Linked DNA regions of Mus musculus: region 2 is linked to region 1. The links are chromatin loops, found by intact Hi-C in ENCODE. Cell type or tissue: left cerebral cortex. All regions are shown on one strand. Region 1 holds the start of Osgep (O-sialoglycoprotein endopeptidase). Region 2 overlaps Tep1 (telomerase associated protein 1).

What was found. Peaks named below come from ENCODE experiments on the same cell type or tissue, not always from the same donor. Only the 100,000 strongest peaks of a DNase experiment are listed, where the experiment ranks them.
Region 2: it touches region 1 in a loop (2.5-fold over the local background); 7 of 42 quality-filtered maps call a loop at or near these places.

The regions. Positions count from the first base shown.
Region 1 is chr14:50,921,902-50,926,901 of GRCm38, forward strand. Osgep (O-sialoglycoprotein endopeptidase) reads right to left here and starts at 2,992. Exons shown (of 11, transcript NM_133676.2): 1 at 2,763-2,992. The coding sequence starts at 2,877. It overlaps Apex1 (apurinic/apyrimidinic endonuclease 1), which reads left to right and starts at 3,048. Exons shown (of 5, transcript NM_009687.2): 1 at 3,048-3,128; 2 at 3,312-3,423; 3 at 3,616-3,803; 4 at 4,260-4,452; 5 at 4,555-5,000. The coding sequence starts at 3,369. RefSeq lists a promoter at 2,768-3,240. In left cerebral cortex, no CTCF peak of the experiment used is centred here; DNase peaks (open chromatin) are centred at 3,006 and 4,134; H3K4me3 peaks cover 2,443 bases; H3K27ac peaks cover 1,561 bases.
Region 2 is chr14:50,822,406-50,827,405 of GRCm38, forward strand. Tep1 (telomerase associated protein 1) reads right to left here. Exons shown (of 55, transcript NM_009351.2): 50 at 4,651-4,794; 51 at 4,408-4,504; 52 at 2,651-2,756; 53 at 2,327-2,544; 54 at 2,100-2,204; 55 at 1,656-1,885. The coding sequence ends at 1,763. Among named protein-coding and RNA genes, the nearest start is that of Gm52116, 11 kb to the right of the region's middle. In left cerebral cortex, CTCF peaks have their summits at 1,024 (motif pointing right) and 2,949; DNase peaks (open chromatin) are centred at 1,913, 2,144, 3,000, 4,382 and 1 more place.

The DNA of each region.
Region 1 (5,000 bases):
AACTGGCAACCTACACAATGGGGAAAAAATTGTCACTAATCCCACTGATATCCGAAATATATAAAGAACTCAAGCTAACCACTAAGAAACCAAATAACCCAATTAAAAAATGGGGTACAGAGCTAAACAGAGAATTCACAACAGAAGAATCTCGAATGGCTGAGAAGCACTTAAAAGAAAAGATCAAAGTTCTTAGTCATCAGGGAAATACAAATCAAAACAACCCTGAGATTCCATCTCACACCAGTCAGAATGGCTAAGATCAAAAATTCAGGTGACAGCAGATGCTGGCGAGGATGTGGAGAAAGAGGAACACTCCTCCATTGTTGGTGGGATTGCAAGCTTGTACAACCACTCTGGAAATCAGTCTGGCGGTTCCTCAGAAAATTGGACATAGTATAGTATAGTACTACTGGAGGATCCCGCAATACCTCTCCTGGGCATATATCCAGAAGATGTCCCAACCGGTAAGAAGGACACATGCTCCACTATGTTCATAGCAGCCTTATTTGTAATGGCCAGAAGATGGAAAGAACCCAGATGCCCCTCAACAGAGGAATGGATACAAAAAATGTGGTACATTTACACAGGGAGTACTACTCAGCTATTAAAAAGAATGAATTTATGAAATTCCTAGGCAAATGGTTGGACCTGGAGGGCATCATCCTGAGTGAGGTAACACAATCACAAAAGAACTCAAATGATATGTACTCACTGATAAGTGGATATTAGCTTAGAAACTTAGTATACCCGATATATAAGATACAATTTGCAAAACACATGAAACTGAAGAAGAATGAAGACCAAAGTGTGGACACTTTGCCCCTTTTTAGAATTGGAAGCAATCACCCATGGAAGGAGTTACAGAGACAAAGTTTGGAGCTGAGACAAAAGGATGGACCATCTAGAGACTGCCATATCCAGGGATCTATCCCATAGACAGTCATCCCAAACGATGACACCATTTCATACACTAGCAAGCGTTTGCTGAAAGGACCCTGATATAGCTGTCTCTTGTGAGACTAGGCCGGGGCCTAGCAAACACATAAGTGGATGCTCACAGTCAGCTCTGGGATGGATCACAGGGCCCCTAATGGAGGAGCTAGAAAAAGTATCCAAGGAGCCAAAGAGATCTGCAACCCTGTAGGTGCAACAACATTATGAACTAACCAGTATCCCGGAGCTCTTGACTCTAGCTGCATATGTATCAAATGATGGCCTAGTCGGCCATCACTAGAAAGAGAGGCCCATTGGACATGCAATCTTTATATGCCCCAGTACAGGGGAACGCCAGGGCCAAAAAGTGGGAATGGTGGGTAGGAGAGTGGGGGGCGGGGGTATGGGGGACTTTTGGGATAGCATTGGAAATGTAATTGAGGAAAATACGTAATAAAAATAATATTAAAAAAAAAGAAGTAAAAAACCAACAAAGACACGTTTTAACGATGTAGAAAAACATACTCTACTTGCCTAGGTTTTAAGACATCCTCTTTTCTTTTTTTTCTAAAGATTTATTTATTTTATGTATGTACACTGTAGCTGTCTTCAGACACACCAGAAGAGGGCATTGGATCCTATTATAGATGGTTGTGAGCCACCATGTGAATGCTGGGAATTGAACTCAGGACCTCTGGAAGAGCAATCAGTGCTCTTAACCACTGAGCCATTTCTCCAGCCCAAGATATTCTCTTTTCAAATCTCTACTTTTGAGACAAGGTCACAACATAGGACAGCCTTAAACTCAGATCCTGTCGCAGTCTCCCAGGTGTCACCATTACAGACTGCACCACACACTCTGTTAGCTTTCCAACCTCTACATAGGCTACTGGGGTTTCAGAGATGGTGCTGGTCCACACACAATGTTCAGGAGCAATCTGAGTTTTACAAACTTCCTACTCTTTGTTAACTTTTCCTGTAATTCCATAGAACCCTATGAAAGGTCATATCGTTGGACTTAACATATGATAACTACAGCACTACAACTGTCAGTAGCTTCCCTTTAACCACACGTATCTCAGCCTCTGTGCTTTAGAGCCTACAAGAGTGAGTCCTAAACACACATATATTTCTACTATGTAACCTGAAACATTTCACCTGCTTAGGGAGCCTTCAGAGGTACATGCAGGTTATATGTGTGTGCAAGTTTTGGGAGAGGGTAGGCAAAATACAACTTGTAACTATATTGAGAGTCGTGCAGTGCCTGGTGCTTTTCACATAACTGTCCAAACCCACTGATACCCATTTCCATTCTAAAAGTACCGAAAAACAGACACCTAAAACAGATCGAAAATACAGGAACTCCTCCAGCTTTCCCTCCTCGTTGTAGATTACTTTTATATTTATCACGGTGCAGTGTAAACCAATCTCTATGTGCATCTACAGCGCTGCCTCGGAACACATATTTTCGGATGCTTAGCTCATTAAAGTTGCTCGATAAAATCAGAATACAACCGGGGGTAGTGGCTCATGCCTTTAATTCCAGCAGTCAAGAGTCTACACAGCAAGTTCCAGGTCAGTAAAGGTTACAAGGAGAGACCCTGTCTCAAAAAAATGCATGAAAAAACCCAAAAACAAAACCTGAACGAACCCACGTGACCTAGCCCCAGGTGTCTGACTCTTCTAGTCAAAAGTTACCAACCAAACGCACAATCAGGGGAGTCTGGAGTGGGGAAGCCTGTAAAATCTGACATAGGCAACAGTGTGGAATATCGGACAGAACAAAACTGGACAAGGAGCCGGGAAGCGCGGCCGCAGCCACTCACCGGTGCCCGGGGCCGTGACGTAAGTGCGCCGCGGGTTCGCCAGCACCGTGCCGTCGCGGACCACGCCCACGCCGATCTTGTTGGCGCTGCCTTCGAACCCCAGCACCGCGGGCATGGTGCCTCACGGCTCCCGGTCGTGAGGCCGAGTGACGAGCTGTAACCGGCACTACCACGAACAACCCAGAACCAAGCGAAGGGACTTTCGGGCGCCAGAAGTTATGTCACGAGGTGCCAGGAGGACCAATCATCGCGCTCCAGAACCACGTGGGGGCGGAGCCCTCGAATCACGTGACCACACCAATCGCCCACGTGGGAACAGGCAGACTCCATTCTTTGTGCCGTGAGGGTCTCTGGCTTCGTTGGGAGGTCAGGTACCTTGTTCTAGCGCGTTTCGCGACCCTGCTCGCTGAAGGGCCTAACGCGGGCGAGGGGCTGCATTGCTCGTGGCGGGCCAGGCCGGAAGAACCGCAGCCCCGGGTGTGCAAACGCCTACGGGAGGCGCCTCGCTGCCTCTCCTTGTGTTTTGATTTCATCGTTTCTTATCTGCAGGCAGCGCAGTAAACACTGCTTCGGTGCTCCAGGAGCCTAAGGGCTTTCGTCACAGCGATGCCAAAGCGGGGAAAGAAAGCGGCGGCCGACGACGGGGAAGAACCCAAGTCGGGTAAGCGTGCCCAACCCCACCCCCCAGGCAAGTTCAGGGCTTTACTAGACCGCCATGAATTACGGTAAATATGGACCAAGTTACGTTGCTGGGTTCCGAGAAGTTTGTGTAATTAGAACGCCTAATGAGGTTAGAGTTAACTCTGGCCTGAGGTTGGAACTGCCAGCTCTTACTACTTTACCCATTTTATAGAGCCAGAGACCAAGAAGAGTAAGGGGGCAGCAAAGAAAACCGAGAAGGAGGCCGCGGGAGAGGGCCCTGTCCTGTACGAGGACCCTCCAGATCAGAAAACCTCACCCAGTGGCAAATCTGCCACACTCAAGATATGCTCCTGGAATGTGGATGGGCTTCGAGCCTGGATTAAAAAGAAAGGTTTGGATGTGAGTACAGTTCAGAATCGGGAAGTAGACCTTTCTTGGTTGACTCGTCTTAAGGACCAATCATCTTGTTTCCTTTGAAACGTTATTTTTCGCGTCTGTAGATGCCCCCCCGGGGGGTTGGTGGAGGGCTCCTAAAAGCCTATATAAACCCCAACAACTCCCTCATTTCATTTTTTAAAAAAACTAGTCTAGACTGTTTGCCCCCCCCCCCCCCGCTTTTGGGTTACTTAGCATATCCTCAATCCCAGTAACTACTTAAGATCCAAATGGGAGCGAGCGTTCTGCAGTTGACAGCACATTGTGCTTCCGAAGGTTCCAGTTAGGTTTCCAGCACCCCAGTCAGGTGACTAACGGACACTCACTCACATACAAGATTTGTTTATATTCTGCTGCTCGAATGCCTTCTGTGTATAGCATGTAGCACATAAAATTTTAATTTTCCACATTTCCATTCAGTGGGTAAAGGAAGAAGCACCAGATATCTTGTGCCTCCAAGAGACCAAGTGCTCGGAGAACAAACTCCCGGCTGAACTGCAAGAGCTGCCTGGACTCACCCATCAGTACTGGTCAGCTCCGTCAGACAAAGAAGGATACAGTGGTGTGGGCCTACTTTCCCGCCAGTGCCCGCTAAAAGTCTCTTATGGCATTGGTGAGACCTTAATGACATTCATGTCTGAATGTTCTTCAGTTAACTCTACTACTTTTTCTTAGACCTTTCTTAAAATTTTTACACTGGTTTTTATTTTTATAGGCGAGGAAGAACATGATCAAGAAGGCCGGGTGATTGTGGCTGAATTTGAGTCCTTTGTCCTGGTAACAGCCTATGTTCCCAATGCAGGCAGGGGTCTGGTAAGACTGGAATACCGACAGCGTTGGGATGAAGCCTTCCGAAAGTTTCTAAAGGACTTGGCTTCCAGAAAGCCTCTTGTGCTATGTGGGGATCTCAATGTGGCTCATGAAGAAATTGACCTCCGTAACCCCAAAGGAAACAAAAAGAATGCTGGCTTTACTCCCCAGGAGCGCCAAGGTTTTGGGGAACTGCTACAAGCTGTACCATTGGCTGACAGCTTCCGGCATCTCTACCCCAACACTGCTTACGCTTACACTTTCTGGACTTACATGATGAATGCCCGCTCTAAGAATGTTGGTTGGCGCCTTGATTACTTTTTGCTTTCCCACTCTCTTTTACCTGCATTG
Region 2 (5,000 bases), 99 kb before region 1:
TGTAGACAGAATACAGGCTCAAAAGATTCACTTTCCCCATCAAAATCCTCTTAATTATACCAGTTCTACAAGATATCCTAATCATCATCAACTGTCAAAAAACTGCATACTCTTTGCCTTAAAACAGATGTTCATGTTTGTATAAATGGCTTCACTGATAAGGATCTAGCCAAATCTACCTACTCTCTTTAAGTATTATACCACTAATACAACTGGCTAGAGAAATGGTCCAGTGGTTACTATAGTGCGCTGCTCTCCAGAGGACTAGAGTTTGGTTCCCAGCACCCATCTCAGGTAGCTCTCAATTTTCCGTACCTCTAGCTCCAGGTCCAACACTGTCTTCTGACCTTCAAGGCACCCTCTTACACACAGAGACATCGACACATAAGTAAAAGTAACTTTAAAAAACGTAAGAACAGATGTGGGTGTTATAAACTTTTCTAAAGAGTACAAGACAGGATCTCACTCTAGATACCCGGCTGTCTCAGAACTGGCTATGTAGGCCAGCATGGCCTAAAATTCAAGAAAAATCCTCCTTCCTTGGCCTCCTAATACAGACTACAGCCATATGCTATGCTTTATAGTAAGGATTACCGAGTCAGGCATGGGATCTCAGACCTTTCATCCCAGCACTCAGGAGGTGAGGAAGGAGTCAGGTAGACCTCTGCGTTCAAGGCCAGAACCTTGTAAGTAAGCAACGTAAATCCATGGCATGATTACTCCACTTGTCAATATGTTGTAAGCTCTATCGACTTCATTTTAGTTTCATTTTTCCTTCCTTTGTTCTTCAAGATAAGGTTTCTCTATATAGTCCTGGCTATCGTGGAACTCCCCCTATAGACCAGGCTGGCCTTGAATTCAAATTCCACCTCCCAAATACCCCTGCCTCTGAACTGGGATTATGAACCATCATGGGCTGACTTCTTTTTAAAGAACACTTTATGAGATTTATTTTTCTTTTATGTATATGAATGAGTGTTTTGGCTGTATGTCTGTGTACCACATGTGAGCATTGCCTATGGAGGCCAGAAGAGGGCGATGGGTTTCCTAGAACTGGAGTTACAGCAAGTTGTAAGCCACCGTGTAGGCACTAAGAATCAAAACCCAGTTCTCTGTAAGAGTGACCAGTGCTCTTAATGGCAGATCCATCTCTCAGCTCCATGAACTTCAATTTGAGGGAGAAATAGATTTGTGATCTCTGTAAGAGTGCCAATTAGTCTACCAATGAATGCTTGCAAGTCAAATGTAAAGTCCAAAGACTCATTCTGCCTTTGGTGCCTGGGTTTCCCACTCTGGCCAGTTAGTTCTGGGGAGAGGGCTGAGTCTGTGACAGGAACCCAGCACAGTCCTAGGTCTATCCGTTTTTTCCTAAATGCTTGCACGTCTACTGACTTTAACTCGCTCTTGTGTCCTTTCATGACCAAACGAGAATTCCTCAGGTCTCTTCAAACTAAGTACTGGCCACCAATAGCCTTCCTTCCTTCTGACAAGAGTGGACCTTAGAACTTAGGCCAGAAAGGGACACAGGAATAGAATCTGCGTGTTAAAGATGCTCATGTTCCTGCAGTTCTCCTTAGATGTTAAATTAGAAAGGAATATCCAGAGCCCTCCCCGTTGATCTAAAATCACCAGCGAACACAATCGGGCATACACTCTAGATCTCTCAACATTTTAGTTTTATAATCTTACTAAGAATATAGACACAGGTGTCTTCAGGCTAGCAGCATCTGTTGACATCATCTTTGTCCTGAGTACTGCATCTTCATTCCCAAGATAGAAAATACAAGTTTCCTTGTGTGTCTCCCACAGCAAGCTGCAGGGGAGAGCTGGGCTCCATCCAAGGTTCCAGACAGCTCACTGGCCCTTCACATCGGAACAAGCCCAGCTGAAACAGGAACAGAAACGGGGGAAGTGAAACTATAGGCCTGAGGTCTCCTTGTTATCTTTCTCTCAAATCAATATCTTAGAAACAGGCCACACCAAGAGAGACTGAGAAAAACAACTTTCATTTCGTTGACACGCCTTAGCCTGCATTCATTTTCTTGCACTAGCCCTTTCTCCGCTTGTGTGCACGTGTGCACACAGAGACCCACACTTACCAGCTGCATACTGGGTCTCTCCCACAGCTTAACATCTCTGTCCTTCGAAGCTGTCACCAGCAATCCCGGAAGCACATGGAGGGCTGTGACAGAGCCCAAGTGGATCTCGGAAAGGAGGGGAACAACATGAGTTCTCAGGGAGACCTTTCACTTACTGAAGCAGCAAAGGCTGCTGCTGAGCCAGATTTAGAACCGCCTCCCTCTATGACCCCTCCCTCCAAGCTCACCTTTTTACACTGCTGTGCCTTTAAATTTGTGGGATCAATCCAGCAATCAATGGAAAAATCCAACTCTGAGTGCGGGGACAACTCTGTCTCCAGAGTCTGAGTTTTAGGTTTTTTTGCTTTTTTCTGCCAAATGTTATCTACGATCCATTCTCCCTCTGAGGTACATTCAGATAAGTTCCACAGCATCCCATCAGAGGTGGCGCACAAAAGGGATGATTCTGCCATTTTAAGAGCAGAGTTAGCCAGGGCTCAAGCCTTGAGGACCCACAAGCCTCCCCTAAGCCACCCCAGAAAGAGCACTCTGGCCCTTCTTCTCCCACTAACCAGACTCAGGTTTGGCCTGAGTGATTGATACTGGGGACCCATTAGGATTATTTAAGTTCAGATTGAAGTCCAGGATCTCTTCAAACTCCCCTGACTCCTTTTGCTCCTGTGAAGGGATAGGTAGAGAGGTAACTTTGTTTAGTTCATGACACAACGCCACTATCAAAGCTCTAAGACAGGATATATATGACACAAAATATTAGTATTACACAAAAACAAAAGACAAAAAACTAAAACCCACCACACCTACAAATAAAATACATGCATCAAGTGAATGCATGTAAGATCTACCCATGCAGTGCCCCTAGGTGGAGATGTGGAACAGTTCTCGATGTTGTTCTCATGCCCAGTCCCAGTTGGTAGGAGAGCCCGAAAGCTGGCAGCAGATTTAAGTGTCTCCACTTATTACAAACTCCACATCAGTGAGATCTCTGTAGTGTGGCCATGTTTGTGACTGGCTTCCTTTGCAGAAGGACATGTCTGTATTTCCCTACTTATCATGTTCTACTTTCTGCTGTCATGCAGTTACATACTGAGAATTGCATGTCCAGGTTGGGCTATGTTGAATTTAGGCTAACACAGACGTGTCTGGGCCTGGCATTTGGGGACTATGTATACTTCTTTCACTTAAGTACATATTTAGGAACAGAATCACTGCTTTCTAGACAGACTTTGTACGTAACTTTAGTAGGTATCCGATTAGGATTTCTTAAAACTTTCCAGAAACAAGAGACCTTAGGAATCTTGGGAATGAAATCTAGCTCTGACAGAATCCCAAACAGTTAAGCATAAAGCATCTGTGAGGTACCTGCACCATGCACCATGACAGAGACACGGTGTAGCCCTTGACCTTAAAATGCTAATACTGACAGAAACCAAAAAAAAAAAAAAAAAAAAAATCACAACTAGGAAACCTAGGAGACAGGCATGGTGGCACAAGCCTTTAATCCCAGAACTAGGGAGGCATATCTCTAAGTTCTAGGCCAGCCTGCCTGCTATATGGAGTGAGTCCCCAGACAGGACAGCAAGAGCTGCACAGAAAGCCTGGAGAGGAGAGATGGCTCAGCAGGTAGGAGCAATTGCCAGCAAGCCTCACAACAGAGTTTGATCTCTAGATCAAACAGTAGAAGAAGAGAACCAACCTCACCAAGTTGTCTTCTAACTTCCACAAACATACTATGGCTTACAAGTGCCCCCCAAACACACACACACACACACACACACACATACACACACACACAAATTAAGATGTAAAAGAGCCAAGCACAGTGTCACTCATCTCTTTGCACTCAGGAAGCAGAGGCAAGCAGATGTCAGTGAGCTCCAGGTCAGTCATGGCTATATAATGAGCCCTTGTCTCAAAACAACTGGAAAGGAGAAGGAAGGAAGGAAGGAAGGAAGGAAGGAAGGAAGGAAGGAAGGAAGGAAGGAAGGAAGGAAGGAAGGAAGGAAGGAAGGAAGGAAAGAGAGAAAAAGAGAGAGAAAGAATGAAAGAAAGGAAGAACGAAGGAGAGAAAGTCCTCCTAGGTGTCTGACTTAAAAAAAACTATACAACTCTGTTTTGCACAATGAAATCTTACATGGAAACTTAGCATCCAAAGATTTAAAGGAGAGTTGCTCTAGGGAAGGGAGATGAGAGCATTGGAGCCACCTGCCTTTCCCTCGCTCGCCTTACACTCCATGGTGGATTCCAAGGTTTAAATCTGTGCATTGGTTCTGCACAGATGGCTGTTGTAACACATCCAAACAGAACTCACCAATATAGAAAGTAATCCGGAGTCCCCCTGCTGCAGGTAGAACAAGCCGTACTCCTTGCTGGTGCACAGTATTGAAGAATGTACTCCATACCTCCTGCTGTTTATAAGAAAGTAAGAGACTGAGCCAGGACTGCCTCTCTTCATGACCCCAGTGCTTTACCCTGAGTCTGACGCAGTCTTGGGGTAACCACAAACCTCTTTTCTTCTTTTTAACACAAGAGGAAAAAGCATTTTAGATCTTACCAGATAGAAGATGGAATAGACCCAGGCTTCATCTCTAGTAATTCCACATCCTCTTTCATCAAGATGAGAGACTGGCCATCAGGGGCCAGACCCAGACCTGTCAAGACTCCCCAGTCCTCCTGCAGAACTCTCTTCAGATGAAGACTGTAGTGCAGAAGACACACACAAAACAGAGAAGGATACTTCTTAACCTAACCTTTCAGACTCTCAAGGACTTCTCATGAATGAAGTATAACGCACAAGGACTGCCCTGCCCCAGATATCCTGTTCCTAACCATCAGTGTGCATGCTTGTTTGCTCTTGTACTGGGATCAGACCCAGAGCTTCTGGCAGGATTAAGACAAGCACTC